Linked DNA regions of Homo sapiens: region 2 is linked to region 1. A link is an interaction called in ENCODE POLR2A ChIA-PET data of the cell type or tissue named here. Cell type or tissue: B cell. All regions are shown on one strand. Links, peaks and the distances in the headings refer to the core of each region. The heading gives the core; the rest is flanking DNA.

Region 1 (8,142 bases), core at 1,225-6,224:
GGCGACAGAGCGAGACTGTCTCAAAAAAAAAAAAAAAAATTGCATGGAAAACAAAAGAATTGAAAGCATGGACTTGGAGAGATGTTTGCACACCCATGTTCAATTATTCACAATAGCCAAAAGGTGGAAGCAGCCCAAGAGTCCATAGATAGATAATGGATAAACACAGTGTGGTATAGACACACAGTGTGTTAAAAAGGAAGGAAATTCTAACACACACTACAACATAGATGGACCTTGAGGACATTGATGTTAAGTGAAATAAGCCAGTCATGAAAGGATACTATATGATTCCTCTTAGGTGAGGTACCTAGAGTGGTCAAATTCATAGACAGAAAGTAGAATGGTGGTTGCCAGGAACTGAGGAGGAGGGGAAATTGGAAGTCATTGTTTAATAGATTCTAAGTTTAAGTTGGGGAAGATGAAAAAGTTCTGGAAATAAATGGTGGTAATGGCTGCACAAGAAATAAATATACTTAATGTCACTGGACTGGTTCCTTAAAAATAGGATGGGCCGGGCATGGTGGTTCACGCCTGTAATCCTAGAACTTTGGAAAGCCGAGGTGGGTGGATCACCTGAGGTTCAGGAGTTCGAGACCAGCCTGGCCAACATGGTGAAACCCCGTCTCTACTAAAAACACAAACATTAGCCAGGTGTGGCGGGCGTCTGTAATCCCAGCTACTTGGGAGGCTGAGGCAGGAGAATCGCTTGAACTTGGGAGGCAGAGGTTGCAGTGAGTGGAGATCAGGCCACTTCATTCCAGCCTGGGCGAAAAGAGTGAAACTCCGTCTCAAAAAAAACCAGAAAAGAAACAACGACAACAACAAAAATAGTCAGGATGGTAAATTTTATGTTATGTGTATTTTACCGCAATAGTTTTAAAAAGTACATAGGAAACCATTATCTTTGCTCTAGGTGAAAAGACTGGCAAAGTTCTCATGATTGTGCCATTGTTTCATTCTTTAAAAGAACTATGTTTGATGAGTCTTTTAATATAATGTTTTCATGAAAGTGATGCTTTCAGTTTATCAAACTGTCCTATAAATAAAATTTGAATATGTACTTGATCCGCTTAAGTAGTTTTACATTGTAGATTTATTAAATCTATTTGGTAAAGGGGAAAAGGTTAGGAATGTATTTATTTCCATGGACAGACAGCATAGAAATTTAAGAATGTAAGGTGCTGGGGTCTTCATTTCAGAGCTGGATGTGTTTGCCGTAATTGCATTTGTGCATTTTGGACAAACATGTCCAACATACCTGTGAACAAAGATTCGAGGAAAGATATAGTAAATTCTAAGTTGTTCCACTAGCAAATTGTCAGTTAGAAATTCTAACAAAGGCCGGGCATGGTGGCTCACGCCTACAATCCCAGCACTTTGGGAGGCTGAGATGGGCGGATCACAAGGTCAGGAGATCGAGACCATCCTGGCTAACACGGTGAAATCCCATGTCTACTAAAAATACAAAAAATTAGCCAGGCATGATGGCGGGCGCCCGTAGTCCCAGCTACTCGGGAGGCTGAGGCAGGAAAATGGCGTGAACCCAGGAGGCGGAGCTTGCAGTGAGCCGAGATCAAACCACTGCGCTCCAGCCTGGTTGACAGAGCGAGACTCCGTCTCAAAAAAAAAAAAAAAGAAATTCTACCAAGAAAGCTGGAGGCTAAATTCTAATTATTAGACTTATGCTCTCATGATAAGAAAACAATTTATTATTACGTGCTGCTTTAACCAAAATATAGCATGGGACCTGCAGACTCTGACATGACTCATTTTTCTAAAGTAAGTGATGAAAGTATATAACTTTTACTGAACATTTTCAACGACCATTTCAATTTATTTTAAAAATTGTATAATTGGCTAGACGCGGTGGCTCTTGCCTGAATCCCAGTACTTGGGGCCAAAGTGGAAGGTTTGCTTGAGTACAGGAGTTTGAGAAATGCCTGGGCAACATGGTGAAACGATCTCTCCACAAAAACTGCAGAAACTAGCTGGGTGTTGTAATGTGCACCTGTAGGCCCAGCTACTCGGGGGCTGAGGTGGGAGAATCACTGGAGCCGGGGATTGAAGCTGCAGTGAGCTGTGATCACGCAACTACACTCCAACCTGTGGGAAAGAGAGAAATCCTGTCTCAATAAATAAATAAAAATAAATAAATAAATAAATAAATAATTTGTATAATCTTTGTCTAGTTCGGGCACAGTGGCTCATTCCTGTAATCCCAGCACTTTGGGAGGCCAAGGTGGGTGGATTACCTGAGGTCAGGAGTTGGAGACCAGCCTGGCCAACATGGTGAAACCCCATCTTTACTAAAAAATACCAAAAATTAGCTGAGTATGGTGGTGGGTGCCTGAAATCCTAGCTACTCGGGAGGCTGCGGCAGAAGAATCGCTTGAACCCAAGAGGTAGAGGTTGCAGTGAGCCGAGATCGCATCACTGCTCTCCAGCCTGAGCAACAAGAGCAAGACTTCGTCTCAAAAAAAAAAAAAAAAAAAAAAAAATCTTTGTCTATGCTTACTTCAGGGGTCATTGTAAGTATTATTAGCAAATTGTTTTTATTTCAAATGGGAAAATACTATATAAGAACAAAGTCTGTTGTTCATTTTTGTATGTCACCTGTAATGGAGATTTCTTAATGATTAATAATAATTAAACAAAACTCTTATTAAGCCAACATTTAAATCCAGCTTTTCACGAGTTGCTAATATGGTGTTAAGCTCTATTAATTCTTTTTTTTTCAAATGTTTAGAACTTGTGACATATCTGAAAGGCAAATTTGGCATTAAACCAACATTTTACTATTGTCAGCTCTACAGAGTCAATATATCATATTCCCAGAAGAGTAGGTTGTGTTCCTCTTTGCCTCAAACATCATTAACAAAACTGACAGCGAAGCACTAATTCAGAAGTGTTCCAGTAGTTGTTGATGTGCAAAGCAGAAAGGACTGAGTATGATTGTCAGATGTCAAGCTGGGTTTCCATCACTGACACATAAAAAACGTGTACAGTTTGACTTGTAAAGAGGGCCCCGACTGATAAGAACATTGTAGGCTAAAAAAATATAAGAAAGATACAATTATGTCACCTTTTTGGAACTTTTCTTTTTTTAAATCATAAAAAGGAATTGGAGAAAACAGAAGATTAAACAAAAATTACAAAGATGCTTTAGGGACAAAGAGAACGAAAGGTTTCATACAGAAAAAATTACATTTTTGTCTTCTTTTATCTTTTACTTAAAAAAAGTTCAACATTCCCCTATTTGTGATATTGCTATAGGCAGCTTGACTGTTTTTTAGATTCGTTTCTTCTAGGTCTGTGAGCGTTTCCATACAGATGTAGGTTTCAACTCTTTCCTCCAGTTCCAAAGTGAGACAAGCATGTGTCTTCATGTCATGCATTTCCCTAACAGGGTTCTGATGACTTCTATTGGAGATCTCAAACATAGATTTTCTTTTTTTTTAAGAGACTTCTAGAATTCCTTACTTATTGTTCTTTACTCTTCCAAGTGCTAGGAGATAAAGACAAGGCTGGTTGCTCATGTAATATCAACCTTTCCCCCACCTTCCTCCCTAATATAACCCTCATTTTGTGTAGAGAAGAGATTTGCCCCTGCTGAAAAGCTATTTCTCATCACCCTTTCTTACCCACCCTCCCACCCTCCTCATCATCTCTCTCACAAATCCTCACTCCTCCCAGTCACACTTTGTAGCTAGAGGTGGCCACGAGACAGTTTGGGTCACTGCTATGTAGGGGAAAGTTACTGGGTAGGGCTTCTAGACAAGCTCTTTCAAGGACACCAACTCAGCTGGTGGCTCCTTCTGCCCTTTGCCTTCCTCTTCTTCCTGCTCAGAATGGGGTCATAAATTTGCATCGGAGCAGCTATCGTGGGACCCTAAGGAGAGGAACTCACCCTAAGGACATGCTGAGTAGAAATAGAAAAGAGCCTGGATCACTACCTGCTGCCTGGAAACACCGCATCAGCTCTGAACAGCTTACCTCCAGACTTCTGGCTACATTATAATAATAGTACCTCAAATTTAAGTTCCCTCTTTTCAGCTTCCTGTTACTTACAGGCAAGTTCACTTCCTACTCACAGGAATATTTTAGAGCAGAAAATTCAGAAACAAAATACACCAGAGCCTTTAATGAATGGTATTTCCCTAGGCTAACTTGCTTAATTATGAGGATGTTTAGTTAATACACAAATTATGAAGCTTGAAATAATTGGCTCTGATCAGCATCCTCATTATTATCATTAAAGAGAGTTTTATTCAGAACTCATTTGCATGAGGAAGCTTGCTCGGTTATTTACCTGGTGAATGGTTTTCTACACTGTAAATCTGTTTCTGGCTTGGAAATCATTGAGGAGCATCTGTAAATGGGTGACTTGCTCTGAGCTCTTGCTGTTTTTAAGAGGGTTGTTACAAATACTTTTATCTTCAAGTGACTTGAAGATTATTTAGGAACACTTGATGTGATTTAATATCTTTATATATTAAAGCAAATTCAAAGTTGTCACTATCATTACATCATTTATAATAATGTCATTCTCACTCCAATTCTTGTATGCTTTCTTGAGTGGGATTGAAAATGATGGAGTTACAGTTAGCAAGCTGGAAATTTCTTCTCACTCTGGGCAGGCCCATGGGTGTTTCACATGATGAATATCATCTGTTCTGTTCCATGAGGCAGAAAAAACAAAAGTTGAGAACTGCTTTATACACAAAGAACAAAACCCCTTAATGAGTACCTTTAGCAGTACCTCGGCAGCTGATGGGAGCTCTGTTCTAGTTATTCTTGGTGGGCATGGGAGAGAGGGGAGTTGGGTTTCAATCCTCCAGGGGTGTATCATTTTCTCAAGGGCGAGAGCTTGGAGCTTTTTATGTTTACCATAAGTGGTGTGGAATAAGAGTTGAAAATACTGCCGTAGAGCCTTTGTGTACTATGTCTCTCTTGGCTTATATCCAATCTAAAGAATTGGTGGTGGTGCCCTGAATCTTCACTGAGTTAAGTTTTGTGAGATTGTGCTCAGGCCCAGCCTGGGGTGAGTATAATGACTGCCTTCCTGGCCTCTGGGCTTGGCACTCCTTGCCCGCTCCCCCTCCCTGCCTTACCCTTTTGTTGCTTTGGGCACTTATGTTGAGCTCATTTCCATTAGCCTGTGTAAAGAACCTGGGCCAATTTCTCTGCACTACCACTACATCTTCGGCATTGTATACATCCCTATTTATTTCTAATCTGTATGAGTTGGGATTAGTTTCAGCTGCAGATAATAGTGAACCCTCAACAGTGGCTTAAACAATATAAAAGTTTAATTCTCTTTGAAGTAAAGTAAATCTGGAGGTAGCGAGTCAAGGACTGGCATGGTTTCTTCTCATTTTCTGCTCCACCTTTCCTAGGAGTGGTCTGCAGTTTCATGTTCTGTACGGCAGGATAAAGTAGATAGAACAAAGGGCGGGGCGTGGTGGCTCATGCCTGTAATCTCGGCACTTTGGGAGGCCAAGGCAGATGGATCACGAGGTCAAGAGATCGAGACCATCCTGGCCAACATGGTGAAATCCCGTCTCTACTAAAAGTACAAAAATTAGCTGGGCGTGGTGGCACACGCCTGTAGTCCCAGCTACTGGGGAGGCTGAGGCAGGAGAATCACTTGAACCCAGGAGGTGGAGGTTGCAGTGAGCCGAGATCGCACCACTACACTCCAACCTGGAGACAGAGCGAGACTCCGTCTCAAAAAAAAAAAAAAAAAAAGAAAAAAGGGCTCACTCCCTGCATTTTGAGGGAACGTTCTGTAAACACTGTACAACACTTTGGTTTCATATCATTGGCCAGAACTTCTTCACATGGTCACATCAAACTTAAAGAGGGGGCTGAAAAGTAGGGTGTTATGTCTGGGCTCATGGATAAATAAAGTTGGGATCTGCTACTAGAGAAGGGGAGAATGACTATTAGGAAGCAATCAGCTTTTGTCGCTGCCATTTGCAAGTCACTATAATTGAGGGTGTGGTTATTTGTAAATGCACTGATTGCAACATACAGGCTGTAACCCTTGATCAATTTAGCACCTGAAATGCCTTCTCCACTTCCAAGGGATTTATGGAAGACAGATGTTAGTTAGTTACCAGCCATAGGGGTTTACATTTTCTCCACTGGGTTTGTTTGTCTTGATTCTATAGATGAAAGGGCTCTAATTTATCTTTTTTTGCTCCCAGGCTCATTGCATTCAGTGAAATTGATTTTCAGACAGGATACACCTGTTCTTCCCCTGACATTTTGGGTACTTGCTTCTTTCTTTGCTTTTCTTCCTCCCTCCTTCCCCTCCCTCCCTCCCTCCCTTCCTTCCTTCCTACCTTGCTTCTTTCCTTCCTTCCTTTCTTCCTTCCTTCCTTCCTTCCTTCCTTCCTTCCTTCCTTCCTTCCTTCCTTCCTTCTTTCCTTCCTTCCTTTCGAGACGGAGTCTGGCTCTGTCTCCCAGGCTGGAGTGCAGTGGTGTGATCTTGGCTCACTGTAACCTCTGCCTCCTGGGTTCAAGCAAGCCTCCACAGTAGCTGGGATTACAGGCGCGCACCACCATGCCCAGCTAATTTTTGTATTTTTAGTAGAGACGAGGTTTCACCACGTTAGCCAGGCTGGTCTTGAACTCCTGACCTCAAGTGGTCCACTTGCCTTGGCCTCCCAAAGTGCTGGGATTACGGGCATGAGCCACCGTGCCCGGTGGCTTATTTCTGAAGATTATCAGGATGCTCTTCAAGTGCAGATCCCTTCGTGGGACACACTTTAGTAGCCTGGTCATGCCATGTATTAAAGAGCTCTGGTTTCTATCTAGAGAAGGAATAAAAACTGGAATACCGTGAAAGTAGTAAAAAAGTTCTAGAACCTCCAGGTTGCATAAAGAATGCCATGTTAGGGATTATTAGTGGCAATTACTAAGCACAGGACATATGTTTGTCTCAAAGGCAGTGATGACATCCTTTTGCTACTCTCCCAAACAGCCAAAATCCCAAAGCATCGCCTGTCCAGTGACCCCCAGAGACCCATCATAAGACATTGTAGTTGGCTTGGACTATTCCAGATTTTCTGAACTTGCCTAACAAATTTCAGTATTTAAAATATTTATTAGCTATAGTTCTATTTTAGAAGGGATAGGATTTCAGGAACAGATTAAGGCATGAGGGAAGGGTAATTCTGAGAATGAAGATAATACACATACTTAAGAAGAAAATAAAGAAGAAATTCTTTTTCTTGATTCATTCAACTATTGTGAGGATCATGGTGTTCTAATTTATTTGGTTTTGGATATTTGAATAAAACAGTACATTGTTCACCCAAACTTTAAGAGTTTTTGCTATCTTAAAAGATTATAAGTCTTTTCATTTTAAGTCCATATGACTGAAGGCATCACATTGTCACAAGAATAGAGATACATTTTAACAACTGCTCAGCAATTCCTACATGACTCTCTTTAATTCAGCTCAATTCATTTCACTGCAATAAATCAATGGAATTAAATTTAAACTCTGATCAATTCTTTGGAGGAGGTGCAAAAGGAGACTATTTTTATTCAAGGACTACATGCACAGGAAACAAATATATTAGACAGGTTATGTCTAAATACAAAGGTGTTTGCAATAGGACATTATTGTATCTGCATCACAGTGTTTCATTCTAACTGGATTCGTAGAGGGGAGTCCCCGAAATACCATCAGGAGATGATGCCTGATAGCTGATATGGATACATCATGCTCTTTTGCAAAGGTGAAAATTGGATTCGTTATTTATAGAAAGAGTAGTCAAAATATTTTCATCAAAATTTCACTTATGCATGCAGAATATTATATATCAATTAATATTAATCATGGTTGTCAGTGGGTAGAAAGATTTCAGTGCTTCTATTTTATCTCTTATGTTTTTGTGTATTGTTGGGACTATTTCGAACATATGAGTATAAATGCAGCATATGACATTTTTCATCATTGTTAAAAAAATCAGAGTATTAAATTAATGATGTCTTAGAAGTCGGTCATCACCACTGAATTAATGGTTTGCTTTGTTCATTCTCTTTTTTCTTTATTCTACTTCGTTCTCTAAAAAATTCTAAAGAAGTCCTGTTAAAATAAGCAAAATGCAGCTGTGGCTCATGCTT
Region 2 (8,142 bases), core at 1,381-6,380, 170 kb before region 1:
TCCTTTCTTCCTTCCTTCTTTTCCTCCCTCCCTCCCTCCTTCCTTCCTTCCTTCCTTCCTTCTGTCCTTCCTTCCTTCAGACAACACATATTTATTGGTAACAGCCAATGTGCTGGGCACCGGGGCTACATACATGGACAAGAGAGAGAAAAATCCCTGCCTCAGAGTAAGATATCAATGTGATATTTAAAATCACCTTTTACAGTCTCCACTCAAGGAAGGCAAGCAAGTACCTGTTATTATTCTGAAGTAGGTAGACTAAAGGAAAAAGCACCTTTCTAGGCTGAGAAGAAAAACTTGAAAATACAGGTGACTGAATGTGCTTTGGTTAAGATAGCAGAGTGCTTTGGAGCTCTGGGGAATACACCCTGCCCCGTGGCTTGGTGTTACCACAGAACATAGCAGTGTACCTTGGTTTTAAGGAGGTGTCTTCCATGCATCTGTCCCTTGTAGAAGGAAAGTGCTTATGAGATCTGTCTTTTCCTAGGACTTTGATTCTTAGAAGTGCAGATATTAAAGGGCTGGTCAACATTGAAAGAATTTGTGAAAAACCAGCTTGGCGAACAGCTCATGTTGATAAGTAAAGATAAAAACAGAGCTCAAGCCCAACATAATGATCTGGCAAGGACCTATAAGGGAGGGAGGTAGGGCTGGGTTAGGGGGACTCTGGCCATTCATATGCTGCTGTTTTAAGTCCCAAGCTTATAGTCTTCTGAAAACCAAGCATCGCTGAAGCCACATTTGAAAAAAAAATAGGCCAAGCAAACCACAATAATGATAAATTAAATGACTAGATCTCCGTAGAAGGATAATTATGATGGCACATTCCATATTGACTGAAATTATCTCTATTTCAGGTCATGGAATAAATAACAGCTATGAAGAAATTACAACAAAGAAATGTAAAGCTCTAAAAATTTTCTTATTTGTAAAATGGGGATATTATGGCCACAAAAAAAAAAAAGGAAGATTTAAGTCATAGTTTATAAAGTTTATATAATGAAGAGTGAATCCTTCACTCTCTTTTTTTCCAAAATTGGCACCAAGAAAGTTGGCTGCCAGCTGATCAGTGAAGCCTTTTCGGGGAAAACTGATAAAAGCAAGAGAAAAGGAATATGGGAATTGCAACTCTACAGAAATAATTGATCCAGGTCTGCCTATACCATCAACCAGTTCTACTGAAGCATGTAGAATTTCAAACTAGCTTCTCAGCGCACCACTCATAGAAGCAGACAGCCAACAGTCATAGGCATTTGAGGAAAGTCTCCAACAAAAAATACACATGACAAATCACACACATAAACAAAAAAGAAACTTAGACGAATTAAAAGCAATGCTGACAATAAAAAGAAGAAATTAGAAAAGCTAATTAAATATCTTCAGAGAAATGAGGAGATGCTTCATTCATGAAACTAGAATAGAAGGCTTTTTAAGAGAGCAATGCCAATAACCAAAATAGAAAATAAAAAGCGCTTAGAAATTAAAAACTACATGAGGGAAATGAAAAAGCAAAGATAAATTTGAAAAACTCTCCAGGCAGAAAATACAAAACGCATATAAACCAGAGTTTTGAAAAAGAAGGAGAAAGATCAGAAAAGAAGATTGGTAGAGGAGGTTCAACTTCTACATAAAATGAGTTCCAGAAAGAGAGAGCATGGAAATGGAAATTAATCCTTTCTAAAGAAATACATCTATAAAATTTCCAAAACTGCAGGACTTGAGTTTTCAACAAGAGGACCAAGCTCAGAACAACAGATTAAAAAAAGAATCCCAGGCCAGGTGCGGTGGCTCACGCCTGTAATCCCAACACTTTGGGAGGCCAAGGCGGGCACATCACTTGAGGTCAGGAGTTTGAGACCAGCCTGGTCAACATGGTGAAACCCCGTCTCTAATAAAAATACAAAAAAAAGTTAGCTGGGCGTGATGGTGGGAGCCTGTAATCCCAGCTACTCAAGAGGCTGAGGCAGGAGAATCACTTGAACTAAGGAGGCGAAGGTTTCAGTGAGCTGAGATTGTGCCACTGCACTCCAGCCTGGGTGACAGAGCGAGACTCCATCTCAAAAAATAGAAAAGAAAAGAAAAAAAGAATCCTAGCAACTCCGGAGGCTGAGCTGGGAGCATCACTTGAGGCCAGGAGTTCAAGACTACCTTTAAACTCCTAGGAAGATCCCATCTCTACAAAAAATAGAAAGAAAAAAAATTGGCCTAGCATGTTGGCACATGACTGTTAAGTCCCACCTATTTGAAAGCCTGAGGCAGGACGATCCCTTGAGCCTGGGAATTTGTGGCTGTAGTGTACTAGGACCATGCTACTCACTCTAGCCTAGGTGAAGGAACAAGTCCCTGACTCTAAAAAAGGACTCATGCTAAAGGATGGCATTGACATATGTCAGAATACTGGAAACAAAGAAAAGATGAAAGTTTCTGGGGTGGAGCAATAGGTATCAAATACAAGATCTGAAATCAGGAAGGACATTGGACTCCTCGGAGACAACACTGGGGAGCTCAAAGCAAAGGAGCATAATCTCCAGAAGTCTGAAGAAAAATGATTTTCAACCAAGTCTTCATGTGACCCCATTATCAATCAAGCATGAGGGTAGACAGAAGACATTTTTACGCGTTACATTTTTTAAGCATCTGAGCTTTCAAAATGTTGACTTCCCATGAATGCTTTTCTTTTCTTTTCTTTTTTGAGATGGAGTTTCGCTCTTGTTTCCCAGGCTAGAGTGCAATGGTGCAATCTCCTCTCACTGCAACCTCCGCCTCCCAGGTTCAAGCGATTCTCCTACCGCAGCCTCCCCAGTAGCTGGGCTTACAAGCGCCTGCTACCATGCCTGGCTAATTTTTCTACTTTTAGTAGAGACAGGGTTTCGCCATGTTGGCCAGCCTGGTCTCAAACTCCTGACCTCAGGTGATCCTTCCGCCTTGGCCTCCCAAAGTGCTGGGATTACAGGCGTGAGCCACTGTGCCCGGCCTACCATGAATCCTTTTTTAGGAAGCTATTGGAAAATGTGCACCACGAAAATGAAGGGATGGACCAAGAGAAATGAGTCAGGAAATAGTGTATCCAACATAAGAGGCAATGGCATCTTCAGAATGGTATACAAGAGATATTTCAGATTTTTATAGCTATGAATAATGCCTAAGCAATCAGTCCAGATTGGAGAAGGTCAGAAAACTCTGGGAGAGACTATCCCAAAAGATAAAACATATAGAACTTATACTTGGTGTATTTCAATACACCCAGAAGCAATTTATAATTCTGGCATGACAGTTGATGGTGAATCAGTGTGGATGCACAGAACACTAAGCAAACAAAAAAATAAGTTATTAACTTGTGGAAAAGAGTTGGATTAGAAAAGGTAATCATAGAACATGACTGTGCTGTAGTCATAATGTAAAAACTGAATATTGGCCTAACCATAATTACTTGTGGTGGGCAGCCTCATAATTACTTGTGATGGCCCCTAATGACCACTGCCTCTTGGCATTCACACTCTTGTGTGATGCCCTCCCCTGAGTGTGGGCTGAACTTACTTATAACGAACAGAAGTAATGAGCTATCATTTCTAACATTAAGTTATTCCAAGACTATGAATTCCATTTTGGGTGCTCTGTCTCTCTCTCTCTCTCTCTCTCTCCCCCTCTCTATCTGATCTTGCTGGGAAGCAAGCTGCCATGTTGTGAGCAGTCCTATGGAGAGGCCCACATGGCATAGCAAGTCAAATTGCCCCGTGAGGAATTAAAGCCTGCCAAAAACCATGTAAGGAAGCTTAGAAGTGGCTCCTTCATCTCCACTGGATGGGGTCTTCAGCTGACAGTAGCACCTGCCTACAGCCTGATTGAAACCTTCTGAGACAACCTGAGCCAGAGGCACCAGCTAAGTTGCTCCCAGATTCCTGACCCATGGAAACTGTGGGATATGTTTGTTGTTTTTAAGGTACTATCATCTAGAATAATGTGCTACATAGCAATGAAGAGCTCATAACTCATAATTATATTGGAAGTATGGGTGGTGGTAAAATATATTTGTGTTGGGGGAAAGGGTGAGTAAGGGAGCTAAATCATCACCTTCCATAATAAAAAGTTACTATAAAATACCTAAAACTGAAAAATAAATCAAGAAATATCCACATAAACATGTGTTTTCAAAATATAGAGGAAAATGCCAGTTCAAAGAGTTTAGTGAGTTGCTTCCGGAAAGTAGAAATTGGGTGAAGGGAAAGGTGAAATATGAAACTACTGTTCTTTGTTATGGGCCTTGTAGAGCTATGTGGCTGTTTAAACTATATAAACATATAACCTGAATAAAAGTTAAAAAGAAAATTCAACTACATTTATGTGTTAACTCTCGTGCATCCAATAAATTCTGTATTTCACAGTGGTCTTTTGAGCATTCTAAGGAATCTTAATACAAGGTATATATAAGTAGCACTAGAAGTCACTGGATCTGGTACAGGCACGTTAGACCAGGGGTTCCAAAACCTGCTAATGAAACTGGTAAGACTCTACCACTTAGGAATCTTATCAGATAATGTCTTTAATGGGTTCATTCTTCTTTGGAGTGTATCAGAGCATAAAATAAATGTCAGTCTACTCAAACCAGACCCTGCTTTACCTACAGAAGTGCTACTAGTTTAATAAATGATGTGAGTAAACAGAGTCCTAGAAACAGATCTATTTTTGGAGACTCAAGTCATGGCTACTCATTCAACAGGACTTTGCACTATGGCTAATGCCATCAGGGCTGACTATTTGCTAATAATTTTGTTTAGAATTCTTTAAGTCTGAAACGATGCTGGCATGAAGAGCACCTTAAGATCTTTACCACTCCTTTGCTACCTGATTCTGCCATGAAGAACACTCTAATATCTTAACACTCCTTTGCTACCTGAATTTCAGGTATCTTCAAGAGATTATTATGTACTCCAACCTCCACCCCTTCACTGTACACATGAGGAAAGTGAAGCCAGAGCCAAGAAAACACAGCCAGAGGGTACGAAAAGGGAGGTTGCAGCCCTGTTCTCTTGACACCTGATCCAGTGCTTTCTTCCAGGGTTCTTCTTTTCCCTTATAACTTATCAATCTTACCCATAAGTCCTAAGGCATTTCTGAACTACATCATATTTAGGTTATATAAAATGCATTAGTTTTCACAGTGGATGGGGGATAATGTCACCAAAAGGAGAGGACGCAACAGCAGGAATACTCTGAAAGAACTTCGTTAGGTCATCATATGTACATATATTTTTATAACAAATGGGCGTAGTGGGAAGTGAGAGTTCCCAACAGAAGCTCACCACTTAGTTTTCCTTTTCCTTTTAACTGGTCTCCCTTTTCCCTTCTTTTAAAACCAGTACACTATAGTAACCTCAAAGTTACAGCAATCACGCCATTTTGTTTTAATTCGGTTTTTCTCATGGTTTAGCTACAGGTCTTTTCTCAAAAACAGTTTGTCCAATAGTAGTCATAACTGAAATACCAAGAACTGTTGAGGATTCTGCAACAATACATTTTTTAAATCTGCTAAGTGGATAGCTGCTAGACTATTGCAGCCAAAGAATAAAGAATTTTTAAGCAAAATATTACAGATGCTTCTTGATTTATACAATCATGCCCTTTCAGAGGATCTTAATAAACACAGTATTTTGTATGAAATATAAATGCACTTTTTGCTTAGTTGTCATGAGGTATTATAAAGGCAAGTAACTTCTCACATGCTTTTGAAGTCACACACTATCAACTCCAAATACTTTTCACTATTCATGTATCCAAAAAAGAAGTTCATACGTAATAGAATTAAGGCTTTGGCTGCCTTCAAGTGAGTTTAATGTTTTCATTTTGGGCTCTAATCAATCTTATTATGCCTACCAACTGGCCTGGCACTCTTGCTACACTTTTGTTGCTTTTCATTAATGATCGGAATGAAATAAACGGGGGAATGACATAAAACACTGAACCATAGCAAGTTGTAGTGCCAGAATTCACAGAGCGAAAGAACAACACAAAATTAGGCTCCCTGACAATCCCCTAATATTCTTCTGTAAACACCAGACTATTCTTTTTACTTTCCAAAATACACAAACAATTTACCCCAAGGAATGCATGAAGTGACAGTTGCATACCCACTGGTAGAGTATCTGCATCTCCCTTGGGTAAAGTGTAGTGTAAAGCCTGACTCTCCTGATCAGGCGTAGTCAGGGTAGAGTCAAATCTAGAGGAAAAAAAAAAAAAACAACAACAGCAACTTATCAACAGACCCCAGGGGATCTGACTTAGCTGCCAGCCTGATTCTCCAGAGGAGGAACTCAGTACGCGGCCAGCCCACCTGATCCTGAAACCTTGAGGTGGGTATATGTGGTTAGAACAACTAGATCCCTCCCAAGCCATCACTAGAGCCACAGACCTCTGTGCTGTTAATTCTCCTTTGGACTCTGCCTTGATTTCTATGCAAGTCATAGATTCCCCCATACTTCATTTTCCTCACTGTGAGAAAATATAGATGGTGATGCTAAATCACAGCCTCAAATACTTAACAGTCACACTCAACATATGATGTGCTTTGTTGAAATTCCATACTTGGAAATGTGCTACTTGCAAGAAACTGCAAGCTAAGGAGGACTGGTATGGCTGATGATATTTATTTTAAGAAGACTTTTAATTCAAATGCCAAATATAAAGGGAGATTTCCTAGAGGGTGTATACTTCAGGGATTCTCTAGTAACTGGGAAATTTAAGGTAATGCTCTCCTTCTGAATCGTGGAAGATTAATGTGCAACCAATATAATTTTAAGTAGCTCACTCTATTCTGCTTCTTTAAAGCTGACCCTCCATTTCCTTAATCCCATTAGATTCTCTGTCCCTGTGAATGGGATAATGCCCTTCGGTCACCCTATCAGGCAGGAGTCTACGAAGAGACAAGTTCAACATGGTGCTACTGCTTTGCCATGAAGATTGTCCTGGTTCCTGGTCTATGGCCTCCTAATGTGTCTGCCCTTGAGTATTCAGACTTTTTGAACTGAAAGTGACTCTCACACACTTGCTTACTGCAGCCAGCTTCAAGAGGGAGCCAAGCCAATGCCCCAGTCCCAGTTGTGGCTCTTCTGTGTTTCTGGTACCCAGCCACACATGTTTGTCTGGACAATAAATAATTTTATATGTGCACTGTGTGCACTGTCTGGAACTGGCTGGCTTTTTGTATTCTGAAAAGTGACTAGGTCTTCTCATGAAGCTGAGGAAAACAGTGGAAAGCAGCTTTTGCAGGTTCTCTTTAAACAAGTTGGCCTCTGCTGCTGCTCAAGTGAAATAAGACACATTAAATGTTCTCAGTCAGCTCTGTCAACTTGAGTTACTTCAAAAGTTGTCTGTCAACATGGATATGAGGAAGACATCCACAAGACAGTATACAAACTGTGCAAAGGTACAAGTAAGTCCTCGAAGAGCTGGCAGGATCAAAACTGCCCACTGGGCCAGGAGAATACAAGGCATTGACTCTCTGAGGCACAGGAAGTGGTGGGCAATTTTTTTTCCTTGTTATGAAATATATAGTTGGAAACTACACTTGGGGTGTTTTTGTAAAAATATTTGGTGAATATCAAATTTTAAAAACATTTCACTTAATAAGCTGAATTAAGTTTCCACATTTCAGTCAAAACCTCAAACGGACAAGCAAATGTGTATTTATTTCCCTCACAGCATATTTTTTAAATAGCTAGTTATATTCATACACACGTAAACAGACTCAAAACTAGGAAAGACTAATAATATTAGATAAAACTAGAAATCCAGAAAGAACATACTTCCCACAGTCATTTTCTTTGGATGGTCTGTATCTCAGTTTTTCCATAAGAATAATGGGCCTAATTATGGGACTCATCTCCGTAAATGAGAAAATGCTAACTAGATGGTGTTGACAGAGCAACAGAAGGTTCTCCAGGCAAAAGTGTTTAATTGTTCAGATGCACCAAATGTGTCTTGTGTCACATAAAGGAAACAGCCACATTTCTGACACCCAAGGACTCAAATACTGTGAAAGAGTCTCAAATATATATATTGAAGACTTAAATATGAATGAATATCTATGGGTATAATGTGTATGTATATAATAAATGCTCAATTTACTATTCAATTCCAAGAAATTAT

The links. Peaks named below come from ENCODE experiments on the same cell type or tissue, not always from the same donor. Only the 100,000 strongest peaks of a DNase experiment are listed, where the experiment ranks them.
Region 2: POLR2A ChIA-PET joins it to region 1 with 10 read pairs; 3 of 35 experiments call an interaction of 5 or more read pairs at or near these places.

Annotation. Positions count from the first base shown.
Region 1 is chr5:124,845,162-124,853,303 of GRCh38, forward strand. No RefSeq gene overlaps it. Among named protein-coding and RNA genes, the nearest start is that of ZNF608, 100 kb to the left of the region's middle. In B cell, for the core only: no CTCF peak of the experiment used is centred there; a DNase peak (open chromatin) is centred at 4,020.
Region 2 is chr5:124,679,398-124,687,539 of GRCh38, forward strand. All of the region lies in intron 3 of ZNF608 (zinc finger protein 608), which reads right to left. Among named protein-coding and RNA genes, the nearest start is that of ZNF608, 63 kb to the right of the region's middle. In B cell, for the core only: no CTCF peak of the experiment used is centred there; no DNase peak of the experiment used is centred there.